Regions from separate parts of the Homo sapiens genome. Here region 2 is linked to region 1. A link is a loop called in an ENCODE intact Hi-C map of the cell type or tissue named here. Cell type or tissue: dorsolateral prefrontal cortex. All regions are shown on one strand.

Evidence for each region. A loop is a pair of places that touch in the nucleus more often than their neighbours do. Peaks named below come from ENCODE experiments on the same cell type or tissue, not always from the same donor. Only the 100,000 strongest peaks of a DNase experiment are listed, where the experiment ranks them.
Region 2: a loop joins it to region 1, with 4 times the contacts of the local background. A loop is called at or near these places in 3 of 110 quality-filtered maps.

What each region holds. Positions count from the first base shown.
Region 1 is chr7:124,167,315-124,175,314 of GRCh38, reverse strand. No RefSeq gene overlaps it. Among named protein-coding and RNA genes, the nearest start is that of TMEM229A, 140 kb to the right of the region's middle. In dorsolateral prefrontal cortex, a CTCF peak has its summit at 4,052 (motif pointing left); a DNase peak (open chromatin) is centred at 4,054.
Region 2 is chr7:124,380,622-124,388,621 of GRCh38, reverse strand. It overlaps LOC102724577 (a long non-coding RNA gene), which reads right to left and starts at 3,024. Exons shown (of 4, transcript XR_927926.3): 1 at 2,973-3,024; 2 at 95-208. In dorsolateral prefrontal cortex, no CTCF peak of the experiment used is centred here; no DNase peak of the experiment used is centred here; H3K4me3 peaks cover 391 bases; H3K27ac peaks cover 582 bases.

The DNA.
Region 1 (8,000 bases):
GCAGTAATGTTCTTTGGCAAAGATGAGTATATGTATGTTTGTGTGATTCTTTTGTAAAATAAGGAATTTTACTGAACTGTGTTCTTGATTCCTAGGAGGAAATCTCTAAATCCTTGAAATTTTCAGAGTTTTATCAGTATCTTTGTTATGCCAAGGAGGCACCACATGGTCAGCCCCTAGATAGCTTCTTAACAGGGACAGCTCATGTTGGAAAACCTAATCATGTAATTAGAGGGTTAGAACTATGAACTATGTGATATCAGCCCAACTTCTGGAGAGGGTAGGAGGGCTGGAGATTGAGTTCGAACATGTGACCAATAATTCAATCTATCATAGCTATGCAATGAAACCCCAATAAAATTTCTGAACATCAAAGCTCAGTGGAACTTTCCGTGCCAGAGAGCATTCATGTGCCAGGATGGTGACATGCCCTTATTCCATGAAGAGAGAAAAGAGATCTGCATTTTCTCCCAGACCTCATCCCATACATCTCTTCATTGGGTTGGTTTTCCTGATTTGCATCCTTTGTAATAAAACTGTAATCATAAATATAGCACTTTCCAAACAAATTCAAAAGATAGCAGACTACAAGAAATAACAAAGATCAGAGCAGAAATGAAGGAGATAGAGACACAAAAAACCCTTCAAAAAATAAATGAATCCAGGAGCTGGTTTTTGGAAAAGTTCAACAAAATTGATAGACTGCTAGCAAGACTAATAAAGAAGAAAACACAGAAGAATCAAATAAATGCAATAAAAAATGATAAAGAGGATATTACCACCGATCTCACAGAAATACAAACTACCATCACAGAATACTATAAATATCTCTACACAAATAAGCTAGAAAATCTAGAAGATATGGATACATTCCTGGACACATATACCCTCCCAAGACTAAACCAGAAATAAGCTGAATCTCTGAATCAACCAATAACAGGTTCTGAAATTGAGGCAATAATTAATAGCCTACCAACCAAAAAAAATTCCAGGATCCGGCCAAATTCTACCAGAGGTACAAAGAGGAGCTGGTACCATTCCTTCTGAAACTATTCCAATCAATAGAAAAAGAGGGAATCCTCCCTAACTCATTTTACGAGGCCAGCATCATTCTGATACCAAAACCTGGCAGAGACACAACAAAAAAAAAGAAAATTTTAGGCCAGTATCCCTGATGAACATCGACGTGAAAATCCTCAATAAAATACTGGCAAACCGAATCCAGCAGGACATCAGAAAGCTTTTCCACCACAATCAAGTTGGCTTCATCCCTGGGATGCAAGGCTGGTTCAACATACACAAATCAATAAACGTAATCCATCACATAAACGGAACCAATGACAAAAACCACATGATTATCTCAATAGATGCAGAAAAGACCTTTGACAAAATTCAACAGCCCTTCATGCTAAAAACTCTCAATAAACTAGTTATTGATGGAATGTATCTCATAATAACAAGAGCTATTTATGACAAACCCACAGCCAATATCATACTGAATGGGCAAAAACTGGAAGCATTCCCTTTGAAAACTGGGACGAGACAAGGACACCCTCTCTCACCACTCCTATTCAACATAGTATTGGAAGTTCTGGCCAGGGCAATCAGGCAAGAGAAAGAAATAAAGGGTATTCAATTAAGAAAAGAGGAAGTCAAATTGTCTCTGTTAGCAGATGACATGATTGTATATTTAGAAAACCCCATCATCTCAGCCCTGAATCTCCTTAACTGGTAAGCAACTTCAGCAAAGTCTCAGGATACAAAATCAATGTGCAAAAATCACAAGCATTCTTATACACCAATAACGGACAAACAGAAAGCCAAATCAGGAGTGAACTCCCATTCACAATTGCTACAAAGAGAATAAAATACCTAGGAATACAGCTTACAAGGGATGTGAATGACCTCTTCAAGGAGAACAACAAACAACTGCCCAAGGAAATAAAAGAGGATACAAACAAATGGAAAAACATTCCATGCTCATGGATGGAAAGAATCAATATCATGAAAATGGCCATACTGCCCAAAGTAATTTATAGATTCAATGCTATCCCCATCAAGCTACCACTGACTTTCTTCACAGAAATGGAAAAAACTACTTTAAATTTCATATGGAACCAAAAAAGAGCCCACATTGCCAAGACAATCCTAAGCCAAAAGAACAAAGCTGGAGGCATCACACTACCAGACTTCAAACTATACTACAAGGCTACAGTAACCAAAACAGCATGGTACTGGTACCAAAACAGATATATAGACCAATGGAACAGAACAGAGGCCTCAGAAATAACACCACACATCTACAACCATTTAGTCTTTGACAAACCTGTCAAAAACAAGCAATGAGCAAAGGATTCCCTGTTTAATAAATGGTGCTGTGAAAACTGACTAGCCACATGCAGAAAGCTGAAACTGGATCCCTTCCTTACACCTTATACAAAAATTAACTCAAGATGGATTAAAGACTTAAATATAAGACCTAAAACCATAAAAACCCTAGAAGAAAACCTAGGTAATACCATTCAGGACGTAGGCATGGGCAAAGACTTCATAACTAAAACACCAAAAGCAATGGCAACAAAAGCCAAAATAGACAAATGAGATCCAATTAAACTAGAGAGCTTCTGCACAGCAAAAGAAACTATCAGCAGAGTCAACAGGCAACCTGCAGATTTGGAGAAAATTTTTGCAATCTATCCATCTGACAAAGGGCTAATATCCAGATCTACAAAGAATTTAAACAAATTTACAAGAAAAAAAACCCAAAAAACCCCATCAAAAAGTGGGCAAAGTATATGAACAGACACCTCTCAAAACAAGACATTTATGCAGCCAACAGTCATATGAAAAAATGCTCATCATCACTGGTCATAAGAGAAATGCAAATCAAAACCACAATGAGATATCATCTCATGCCAGTTAGAATGGCAATCATTAAAAAGTAAGGAAACAACAGATGCTGGAGAGGATGTAGAGAAATAGGAACACTTTCACACTGTTGCTGGGAGTGTAAATTAGTTCAACCATTGTGGAAGACAGTGTGGCGATTCCTCAAGGATCTAGAACTAGAAATACTATTTGACCCAGCAATCCTATTACTGGGTATATACCCAAAGGATTATAAATAATTCTACTATAAAGACACAGGCACATGTATGTTTAATGCAGTACTGTTCACAATAGCAAAGTCTTGGAACCAATCCAAATGCCCATCAATTATAGACTGGATAAAGAAAATGTGTCATGTATACACCATGGAATACTATGCAGCCATGAAAAGGGATGAGTTCATGTCCTTTGCAGGGACATGGATGAAACTGGAAACCATTATTCTCAGCAGAGTAACACAAGAAGAGAAAACCAAACACTGCACGTTCTCGCTCGTAAGTGGGAGTTGAACAATGAGAACACAGGGACAAAAGGAGGGGAACATCACTCACACACCAGGGCCTGTTGGGGGGTGGGGGCTGGGGGAAGGATTAGCATTAGGAGAAATACCTAATATAAATGATGAGTTGATGGGTGCAGCAAACCAACATGGCACATGTATACCTATGTAACAAACATGCACATTGTGCACATGTACCCTAGAACTTAAAGTATAATTTTACAAAAAAGATAAAAAAATACAGCACTTTCCTGAGTTCTCTGAGTCATTCCTGTGAATTATTACATCTGAAGGGAGTCATTGGAATCCCCAACTTTACACCCAGTTAATCAGAAGTGTAGGTAACCTGAGAACCCCCTTAACTTGTGTCTGGCATCTAAAGTGGGGGTGGTCTTGTTGGGGACCCTGGCCTTAAATTTGTCTGGTTTGACACTATCTCTGGGTGGTTAGTGTCAGAATTGACTTTCAGTGTACCAGTTGGCCTTGGAATAGCTGAAGTTAAAGCAGAATGTTCTTCTTATATTTAACCAAGCAGTATCACTATTTCATAAAGTGTTTTATGAAACTTGATTTTATAAAGCCTGATTTGGAAACTTAAACAGAAAAGACAAGAAGGAAGCATGTTTCCAAATTTTAGGAGCTGGCTGCCCCCTGCTGACACTGTCATAGTCACTACTAGCATGGGAGTCTAAAAGTTGATTCCCTTAGTTTTTGAAACAACTAATTATATAAAATGGAAACACTCTCTGAAACTTGTTTCCAGCGTTTGTTTAGCTCAGTGGTCCATTCCTTGATATTTAAAGGCTACTGGAAACTTTTGGATTTTAATCAACTAAGTATTGAGGTAAAGAGGCTGCTACTCAGTGATAAATAGTCTAAAGCCTAAATTTAATCAGTCTCTCTAACTTTCTCTCAGGTAAAACATAGCAAGCCTGTGTTTCCCTCTGTGTGATCTTGGCAAGCCACATTAACACAACAAGCTCACACTTCCTCATCTTTAAATTGAAATTATTTTACAAAATGATCTCTGAGTTCTCCTCCATGTAGGAGGTTATAAATTTTTCAAGAAGGAAGTAATCAAGAAACTTAACATATCAAAATAAAATTACACAAGGTAGTAAAAATTTCTAATCTTCCAATTCCAAGGTTTTAGAACTTCAAAAGCTTTATAAATTTTTAAGACACTCTTTTCTCCCGTGAGGCCCAGAGAGAAGTCATGTGTAATGTTCCTCAAATATGCAGAGCAAAAAGATAAAGTGGTTAGGGAGAAGGGCTGGGACCTCATACTTTACCCACTAATGTGACAAAGATGCAGTGCTGAAAGATTTTGTAAACTCTAGGTAAACTTTGAGAACACATAACAGGTGGAGTTACCCTGAAACAAATGCTGATATAAAAGTGTTAATTAGTTGAAAACACACAACCTAAAATTTTAGGATTGAATCAGTGATGGTAGAAGGGGCTGGAGTAGCATAAGACGGGGAACATCACCTGGCTCTAGCAAAAGCAAACACAAACACTGTGGGAATTTAAGCACTCTCAGTTTAGTCAACTAGGTTTTACATATGTAAAGATCAACAAAATATGTAGAGTAGTCCTCTTATCCAGTGTTTCACTTTCCACGGCTTCCATCACCCACAGTGAATCATGGTCAGAAAATATTAAATGGAAAATTCCAGAAACAAACTATTTACAATTTTTTAATTGCATGCCATTCTAGGTGGTGTGATGAAACCTCTTTCCATCCTGTTTCATCAATTCATCTCAATCACATAGTCATTTCATCTCACGTCATTACAAGAAGAAGGGCGGGTACAGACGGTACAATAACACGTTTTGAGAGACAGAGGCCACATTCACATAACTTTTATGACAGTAAATTGCTGATAATTGTTCTATTTTATTATTGTTGTTAATCTTTTACTGTGTCTAATTTATAAGCTTTATTATAAATATTCAAGTATAGGGAAAAACATAGCATATCTAGGGCTCAGTTCTATTTGTGGTTTCAGGCATCCACTGGAGGTCTTGGAACATGCCCTGTGAATAAAGGGGAACTACTCTACTACCAATAAACATACATCAAAGGAGATAATAGATGTACTTCAGAGGAAAGGAAAGTAACCCTAAATGGAAAATCTGAGATGCAAGAAAGAATGAAGAGCGTAAAAAAATGATATATTTGTGTATTTGTTATTCAGAACAGGCTAGTTATATTAGGGCAATACATCAACCCCGAAAGCTCAGTGGCTTAACATAACGAGGTCTTTTTTTCACTCAAACTACATAACCAACAACAGTCACTAAGAGAATCTGCTCCAAAAAGTCACAGTGGTACCAAGGCTAATAGAGTTCCGTCTTCATGCAGCTGTACAACTGAAACATATAGTCTCTCAAGATGTCATGGTTGGGAAAGAAAACACATGGGAATATACATAGAAGTACATATGTCACCACTTCCAATCATAGCCCATTGGTCAGAATTAGTCATGTAACTCCATCCAACTACAAAAGAGCAGGCAATATAATAAAATTAAAATATTCATAACAAAGACTTGTCCACTGGGGAATTCAATCTTCTGGAGTCCTTGTATTATTTGGAAAGAGAATAAAGATATGTTTAGTAGTAGAACCAATTCTTCTCTTACCTCTCTAAATGAAAACTCAGGCAGATGCACTGACTTTTCTCTTCCCTGCTAGGCAAAACAAACTGTATACAGTCATTCCACACCACAAAATAAAGACTTGTTTAATGATTTAAATGCCCATGACCATACAATTGAAAAACTTTAATCTTGGTTTAAAATCCTAGATGGGATATGTAGGAGTCAGGAAGGGTGGGAGTAATCAGATTACTCTTTTTCCATTTTAGTTTCACTCCTTCTATCCCAGATTGCAAGATTTCTGCTGGTCCTTTGGAGTAGACATTGGGGGCAAGCACAGGAGTAAGAAAATAAGAAAATAATTTAATTTGTATAGCACTGGTAATCTTGTGTCAGCTTTCTGAACATTAAAAATGTTTAAGCTTCAGCTTTTTTATCTTAGGCAGTTGGAAACACTTCCCCTATTCCCACTTCAGTGCTAATCTAGGGAATCGCTCATCTGCAGTTCTCTTGGCAGGGAACCTTCTAGCCAGCTCTAACTTGGTCCTCACCACTAAAAATTCTATAAACCAGGCTTTTTATTTTGAGCTTCTCAATATACGTGCAGAATCTCAAAAGTGATACAGCTACTCAAAAAAGGGTGGGAGTGTCTTGATGTCTATACAACTTTTTTAAAAAGAAAACAAATTCACTATTCATCTTTTATTTTCCATGTCCACACAGAGCATAAGACTAAACAATTTTTGATATGTTTAGTAACATTAACTTTGAATTGAAAAATCTTTTTTTTTATATGGGTCTCACTATGTTGCCTAGTCTGGTCTTGAACTCCCAGACTCAAGCAATCCTCCCACTTCAGTCTCCCAAGTAGCTGGAAATACAGTCGTGAGCCACCATGCCTGGCAAAAGATCCATTATTATAACATAAAGGAAGCAAAACCTTTTGCCAAACAGAAAGCTTACACTACTTGAAAAATGACTTCATAAAATTCTAAAATCTTCTCAAAGCTATAATAAATATCTTAATTGTTCTAGTTGTCATCATCATCATTGTTGTTGAAGTTATGACTCTTTTTGTGACTACCATTATTACTATTCTTATCATGAACCGAGCAATATTTGATAGGCACTTTATGTGCCATCCCTTCTTACCTTTAGAACAATCAAAACTAATAAAAAGAAGATATTATTGGTCCCATTTTTATGCTTTGCTTACTTAGTTTTCTCTTTGTTTTTACATTCAGGGGATAGCTGTGCAGGTTTGTGGCATGGGTGTACTGTATAATGCTGCGTTTTTGGCTTCTAGTGAACCTATCACCCAAATATTTAACATTGTACCCAATAGGTAGTTTTTCAGCCCTTTCCCCCAGGCTTCTCTCCCCAATTTTGGAGTTCCCTGTATCTATCATTTTCATATGTATAACCCTGTGTACTTATTGCTTGGCTCTCTCTTATAGGTGAGATGGTGTAGTATTTGATTTTCTGTTTAAATGTTAATTCACTTAGCACAGTGGCCTCCAACTATGTCCACGCTGCTGCAAAATTTCATTCTTTATATGGCTGTGTAGTATTCTACGGTGTATATGTGCCACATTTTTTAAATCTAATCCACTGTTGTCGGTCACTTAGATTGATTCCATGACTTCGCCATTATGAATAGTACTGCAACAAACATACAAGTGCAAGTGTCTTTTTGATAACATGATTTATTTTCCTTGGGAAGATACCCAGTTGTGGGATTTCTGGGTCAAATGGTAGTTCTGTTTTCAGTTCTTTGCAAAATCTCCATACTGTTTCCCATAAGGGTTGAACTCCTTAACATTCCCACAAGTGTATAAATGACCCCTTTTCTCTGCATCCTCACCAACATCTGTTATTGTTTGATTTTTTGATAATGCCATTTTGACTAGAGTAAGATAAACATTTCATTGCAGTTTTGATTTGCATTTCTCTGCTGATTCCAGATGTTGAGCATCTTTTTACATGTTTGTTAGCTGCTTGTATGTCTT
Region 2 (8,000 bases), 210 kb before region 1:
CTTGCCATCAGGTAGCCTTAGGTTTTTTGGTTTTGATTTGTGTACTTTTGTGTCTTCACATGTGAAGCAAGTTATTTGTTGAACTTCTACTTACAAGATAATTTTGATGAAAGGATTTATTTAATCAATGGTCTTATAATCCACAAAGAACAAGGCGAAGCTGGACATTCAGGTTCAGGATGCTGGTATTATTTCATCTCCCTTCTCCCTTCATCACACATGGGTGCATACACAATAGAATGAATTAACCAATATTCCCAGGTAATAATTTTAGGTATTTTCTGATCAAATGTAGTATACACATATTCAATTCTGATTACTAAATATCTTCCTTATAAAACCATTAACTTTTTCTTGTATGTAAACAATAGTGAACAAAAGTAAACTTTCTCAGGGGAATTATTGTAATGATTTGTAACTAGTTATGTATCTAAGTATAATCTTGGGCATAATTTTTACTGATCACAAAGTAAAACATGTTTTTTTATTAAAAGACATTAGTTTTAAGAGAAGTTTTAGGTTCACAGCAAAATTAAGAGGAAGACATAGAGATTTCCCACATATTGCCTACCCCACATATGCGCAGCCTCCCCTCTTAACAACAACCCCCATTAAGAGTGGTATGTAGGAGACTCCATCTCAAAAAAAAAAAAAAAAAAGAGTGGTATATTTGTTACAATCAACAAACCTACACTGATATTTCATAATCACCTGAAGTCCATAGTTTACATAGGGCTGACTATTGATCTTGTACCGTTCATGGGTTTGGGCAAATGTATAATGACATGTATCCAGCAATACAGTATCTTATAAAACAGTTTCCTTGCCCTGGAACTCCACTGTGTTTCATCTATTTATCGCTTCCTCCTCCCATACCCTGGCAACCACTGCTTCCCAAGGCTATAAACCTCCCTGTGCAGTGGATCCCTCTGTGTGGATGTAAGTTTTCAACTCCTTTGGGTAAATACAAAGGAGTTCAATTGCTGGGTTATATAACATGATTTTTTTTAAACCAAATAGTCTATGGTTTCAGAAATTTTCTGTTTCATAAAAAAATTTGGTTCAGAAAAATAATACTGTATTTTATGTATATACCTGTTTTAAGAACTGATATCACAAATATGCATCATATGTGATTTAATGTCCTGGTTTGTGACGGTCTTTAATTAGTTAACTGATTTTTAAATAAATTTGAAAGCCCTTTTTGATAGTTATGGAATTCAATAATGCTTACACTTTAATAAAAACAGAATTAAATCTCATTTTAAATAGAATGACAAACCCCAATAGCTTAATGAAAACTTGGATGCAAGTTTTAGCCTTCTGGTGGAATTCTGCCAGCAAAGCTTTCACTAGATAACAATCACTGTAATTATAATAGCAACTGACAATGGCTTAAACATGACCCACACACATCCTTCTAAAATCACAAAGCTCTTAAACGATAACATGGTCAATGACAGGGTTACGGGCACGATTGTAAAAAGCCAGGGCGACAAGAAAGGGAAAAGCAGGTGGCTCATACAAAGAAGACCACCAAACCTGCTGGGATAATTTAGATAATTAATTTTGTCCTTGAACTGAAAACATTCTTTTACATCTGATGTATTTTCCACTCTTTTTAATTTTACTTATAATTTTAGAAAACTTGAGTGATATAACTGATTTGAAATGACGCATAAGTGGTGTTTTGATGTGGCCCCTTCCTTTATATTCCTTCAGTTTATATTATTAAAAACTAGCAATCAACTGAAATATTTTAAAAGAAATTTTACAATTCCAGTAGTAGATGCTCTATTAAACTAATGTATAGATGTAGTTATTTTTCTTACTAAATTTAAATCATATTCACTATATATATACATGTGTACACATGTATATAGTATGTGTATATGTGTGCATGGCATGTATCATACACATGTATACACTCATACATGTGTATATAGTATGTGTATATGTGCGCATGACATGTATCTTACACATGTATACACTCATGCATGTACGTAAATACATATACATGTATACACATATACATAACATAAATACATATATATGTATTGAGTGTAACCAAACATCTATGTTGCTTGGGAATTTGAATAAGTATGGAGAGTGAATAATTGGACATAAAAAATGTAAATTAATGGAAACACAAATGTTGACTACACAAAGTCCAAGGTAAGAATTTCAGCAGGTGAGCTGTTTAGGTGTTTGTAAGTTGTCCAAGACGACAAATTGAATCATTGGTGTTTCTGGGAGGAAACATAGCTTTTTGCTGTGGTATAGAATAATGTTCTGAATTTGTCATTTAATAATCAGATAATACTTGCTAAAAATCCTATGTTCAAATATTTCTATAAAATAGGAAACTAGAGTGAAAAAGTCAAGAATGGAAGCAATGCCCACAGTTAAGCAGTTAAATCACTCAAAAGGTCTAGTTAGTATGATCAAGACCCTGCTTTTTTAGTATGTCTTATTAAAATAAATGAAAAACATCAAAGTAAAGGAAAAATCAACTTTATACAAAGGAGAAATAATTGAATTCTACCTACTCTTTAGACCTTAGTAATTGAAACATTGCTTCACTTTCTAACTTGGATAACCTCATTAACTCTTTTCTACCTTATGTCTTTTCATGTTCCATGAGCTCTTCGTCAAATACAATCCTATCTTTTCTGGCATTCTATAGTTTTCAACATAATTTTTAAATCGCCACATAAAAATGCCTTCCCAATTAATTTTGCCCCATTCTGATGTCTCACTTAATTCAGCATTTACATTCCATGTTACTTTACATATACTAATGTGTTTTTAAATTGTTCTTAATTAGAAAATCTACTAAATCACTAAAGAATTATTTTTTATTATTTACTATTTAAAACACACATGCTTATTAATAATTTGTATCAGTTTGTTTTCACGCTGCTGATAAAAACATACCTGAAACTGGGAACAAAAAGTTTAATTGGACTTACAGTTCCACATGGCTGGGGGCCTCAGAATCATGGCAGGAGGTGAAAGGCAATTCTTACATGGCGACAGCAAGGGAAAATGAGGAAGAAGCAAAAGCAGAAACCCCTGATAAACCGATCAGATCTCGTAAGACTTATTCACTATAACGAGAATAGCACAGGAAAGACTGGCCCCCATGATTCAATTACCTCCCCCGGGTCCCTCCCACAACATGTGGGAATTCTGGGAGATACAACTATAGTTGAGATTTGGGTGAGACGCAGTCAAAGCATATCATAATTATTTAGTATTATAAAACAAAGGCATTGCATCTAAAAATGAGTTAATTTTTCTTTCTGCTAGAAATGTTAGAATAAATTCTATCTTAACAGCGACACAATTTTGATGATCAGCTTTTCTAGAATTTAAGGATAATTATTTCTAACATAGAAGTACTTCTTGAAAGAACAGAACCAATTTTGAAAACTAGGTTTAAACATACTAAACTTGGCGGTTAAATTTTTTTTCTGGAAACATCTCAAACTGCTTCTATTAGTATCAATATGTTTATATATGTTTGCAAGTAAAGCCAAAGTTAGACCTTATAGTAGTCTTCTCAACTAAGATGTCAAGAACATCATTAGCTAAAAGATAGTCTGTTCAATAAATGATGCTGGGAAAGCTGGATATTTATATGCAGAAGAATGAGACTAGACCACGATCTCTCACCATACACAAAAATCAAATCAAAATGGATTAAAGACCTAAATCTAAGACCTCAAACTATAAAATTACTACAAGAAAACATTGAGAAAATTCTCCAGGACACTGGAGTGGGCAAATATTTCTACTACTGCAATTTCTTTTGGCATCTTTGTCATGAAATCTTTGCTTGTGCCTATGTCCTGAATGGTATTGCCTAGGTTGTCTTCCAGGGTCTTTACAGTTTTGGGTTTTACATTTAAGTCTTTAATCCATCTTGAGTTGATTTTTGTATATAGTGTAAGGAAGCGGTCCACTTTCAATCTTCTGCATATGACTAGCCAGTTATCACAGCACCATTTATTGAATAAGGAATCATTTCCTCATTGCTTGTTTTTGTCAGGTTTGTTGAAGATCAGATGGTTGTAGGTGTGTGGCCTCATTTCTGGGTCCTTTATTCTATTCCATTGTTCTATGTGTCTGTTCTTGTACCAGTACCATGCTGAATGGGCAAAAGCTGGAAGCATTCCCCTTAAAAGCTGGCACAAGAAGAGGATGTTGAATTTCATCAACATCCCTTCACAATAAAAATACTTTTTCAAGCATTTTGTTGCCTTCATTCTGTGGATAATGATGTATCACCTTCACTATTTGTGTATGTTGAATCATGCTTGCATTTCAGGAGCAAATCCCACTTGGTTATGATGAATGATCTTTTTATTGTTGAATTTGGTTTGCTAGTATTTTTCTGAGTATTTTTGCATCAATGTTCATCAAATATAGTGGCCTTTTTTTTTGTATTTTTGATGTGTCTGTCTCATTTTAGTATCTGGGTAATACTGGCCTCATAGAATGAGTTTGGAAGTATTCCTTCCTTCCCTGTTTTTCAGAACAGTTTCAGTAGGATCGATATTAGTTTTTTAAATTTTTGATGAAATTCAGCAGTGAAGCCATCAGGTCCTGAGCTTTTCTTTGCTGGAAGACTTTTTATTTGATCTCATTACTTGCTATTGGTCTATTCAAGTTTTGAAATTATTCATGGTTCAATGTTTGTAGGTTGTATATGTCTGAGAATTTATCCATTTCCTCTAGATTTTCCAATTTCTTGGCATGTAGTTGTTCATAGTAGCCTCTAATGATCCTTTGGATTTCTGCAGTATTTGTTGTAATGTCTCTTTTTTCATCTCTCGTTTCATTTACTTGGGTCTTCTTTTTTTTTTTCTTAGTTAAGTCTGGCTAAATGTCAATTTTGTTGATGTTTTCAGAAAACAAACTTTTCATGTCATTAATCTTTTGTATTGTTCTCTTCATTTCAATTTTATTTATTTCTACTCTGATCTTTATTATTTCTTTTTTTCTACTAACTTTGGGTTGATTTATTTGCTCTTGCTTTTCTAGTTCTTTAAGATGCATCATTAGGTTGTTTATTTTTAGTACAACTTTTTCTACTTTTTAAATGTAGGTTCTTATACCTATAATTTTTCCTATTAATAACTGCTTCTGCTGTATTACATTGGTTGTGGTATGTTCTGTCCATTGTTTTGTTCCACAAAATTTTTTAATTTCTCCCTTTTTCTCTTCATTGACTCATCAGTCATTCAGGAGCATATTTATAATTTCCATGTGTTTGTATCATTTCCAAAATTCCTCTTGTTATTGATTTCTACTTTTATTTTACTGTAGTTAGAGAACATATTTAATATAATTTATTTTGAGCTTTTTCAGACATGTTTTGTGGCATAATATATGGTCTATTATTGAGAACGATCTATGTGCTTAGGAGAAGAATGTGCATTCTGCAGCTGTTGAATGAAATGTTCTGTAAATATCTGTTAGGTCCATTTAGTCTATGGGCCAGATTAAGTCCAATTTTTTTTGGTTGATTTTCTGTCTGGATGATCTGCCCAATGCTGAAAGTGGAGTGTTGAAATCTCCAGCTATTATTGGAGTCTGTCTCTTTAGTCCTAGTAATATTTGCTTATGTATCTAGGGGCTTTAGTGTGGGGTGCATATATATTTACAGTTGTCATATCCTCTTGCTGAATTGACCCCTTTATCATTACATAATGGCCATCTTTGTCTCTTTTTATAGTTTTCATTTTGAAATCTATTTTGGCTGATATAAATATAGCTATTCCTGCATCTATGTCTGTCTTCATAGGTGAAGTGTTTTTCTTGCAGGCAACAGATCACTGGGTCTTGTAATTTTAGCAATTCAGTCACTCTGTCTTTTCACTGGAGTGTTCAGTTCATTTACATTCAATGTTATTGCTGATACGTAAGGACTTACTCCTACCATTTTGTAATTTGTTTTCTGGTTGCTTTGTTGTCTTCTTTCTTTTCTTCCTTCCTATCTTCCTTTCAGAGAAGGTGATTTTCTCTTGTGGTATGTTTTCATTTCTTGCTTTTTATTTTCTCTGTATCTGTCATAAGTTATTTTGATTTCAGATTGCCATGAGGCTTGCAAACAATATCTTATAACCCATTATTTTAAGCTGATGATAATTTAGCATTGATTGCATAAACAAACAAACAAAGAGAAAACTAATAAAAATTTTATGTTTTAAAATCGTTCCCCTGCTTTTTAACTTTTTTCTATTTATACTTTATTATACTCTCTATATCTCAAAAATTTGTTGTAGTCATTATTTTTATCAGTTCACCTTTCAGTCTTCCTACTCAAAATATATGAGTAGTTCACAAACCACAATTATGGTGTTATCATATTCTGTGTTTTTCTGTGTACTTGCTCTTACCAGTGAGTACTGTACTTTCTGATGAGTTCTAGCCGCTTATTAACATCCTTTGCTTTCAGATTGAAGTGGTCCCTTTAGCATTTCTTGTAGGACAGTTCTGGTGTTGATAAAATCCGTCAGCTTTTGTTTGTCTAGAAAAATATTTATTTTTTTCTTTATGTTTGAAGGATATTTTTGCTGGATATGCTATTCTAGGGTAAACGTTTTTCTTTTTTTTTCCTTCAGCACTTTAAATATGTCATGCCATTCTCTCCTGACCTGTAAGGTTACTGCTGAGAAGTCTACCGTCAGACATATTGGAGCTCCATTTGGTGTAATTTATTTATTTTCTCTTGCTGCTTTTAGGATTCTTTCTTTGTCCTTGAATTTTGAGAGATCATTTAATGTCTTGAGGTAGTCTTATCTGGATTAAATCCACTTGGTGTTCTATAACCTTCTTGTACTTAAATATTAATATCCTTCTTTAGGTTTGTACATTTCTCTGTTATTATCTCTTTGAATAAACTTTCTCTCCCATCTGTCTCTCTATCTCCTCTTTAAGGCAAATACCTTTTAGATTTGTCCTTTTGAGGCTGTTTTCTATATCTTATAGGCATCCTTTATTATTTTTTTATTTTGTCTCCTCTGACTATATATTTTCAAATATCCTGTCTTCAGGCTCACTGATTCTTTCCTCTGCTTCATCAGTTCTGATGTTGAGACTCTGATGTATTATTCTTTATTAAGTCAGTTGCACTTTTCAACTCCATAATTTCTGTTTGATTTTTTTCAATTATTTCAATCTCTTGTTAAACTTTTCCAATAGGATTCTGATTTCTTTCTAACTGTGTTATCTTGAATTTGAATAAGTTTCCTCAAAATAGCTATTTTGAATTTTTTGTCTGAACAGTCACATATCTCTGTCTCTCCTGGACTAGTCACTGGTGTTTTATTCAGTTTTTTTGGTCAGGTCTTGTTTTCCTGGATGGTCTTGATGTTTGCAAATGTTCATTGGTGGCTGGGCATTGAGAAGTTAAGTATTTATTGTAGTCTTTGCACACTGGGCTTGTTTGTACACATCTTTATCAGGAAGAATTTCCCGGTATTTGAAGGACTTGAGTGTTGTGATCTAAGTTTTTGGTCACTGCAGCCATATCCACACTAGTGGACACCCCAAGTCCAGTTACACTGTGGCTCTTGCAGACTCATAGAAGTATTGCCCATGGTGGTCTTAGATAAGATATGGAAGAACTATCTGGATTACCAGTCAGAGACTCTTGTTCTCTTCCCTTACTTTCACCCCCAAATGGAGTCTCTGTCCCTGTGTTGAGCTGCCTGAAGGTGGGGAAGGGGTGACACAAGCTCCCTTGTGGCCACTACCACTATGACTACACTGTGTCAAACCTGAAGCCAGCACAGCACTGGATGTCCCCCATGCCCTGTTGTAACCACTACCTGGCTACCCTCTATGTTCACTCAAGGCTCTGGGGCTCTACAATCAGCAGGTGGTGAAGCCAGCCAGCCTTGTGTCCTTCCCTGCAGGCTTCAAGTTCCCTTCAATCCCAGGTTCATCCAGAGATGCAGTCCAGGAGCCAGAGCTTGGAGGAAGAAAAC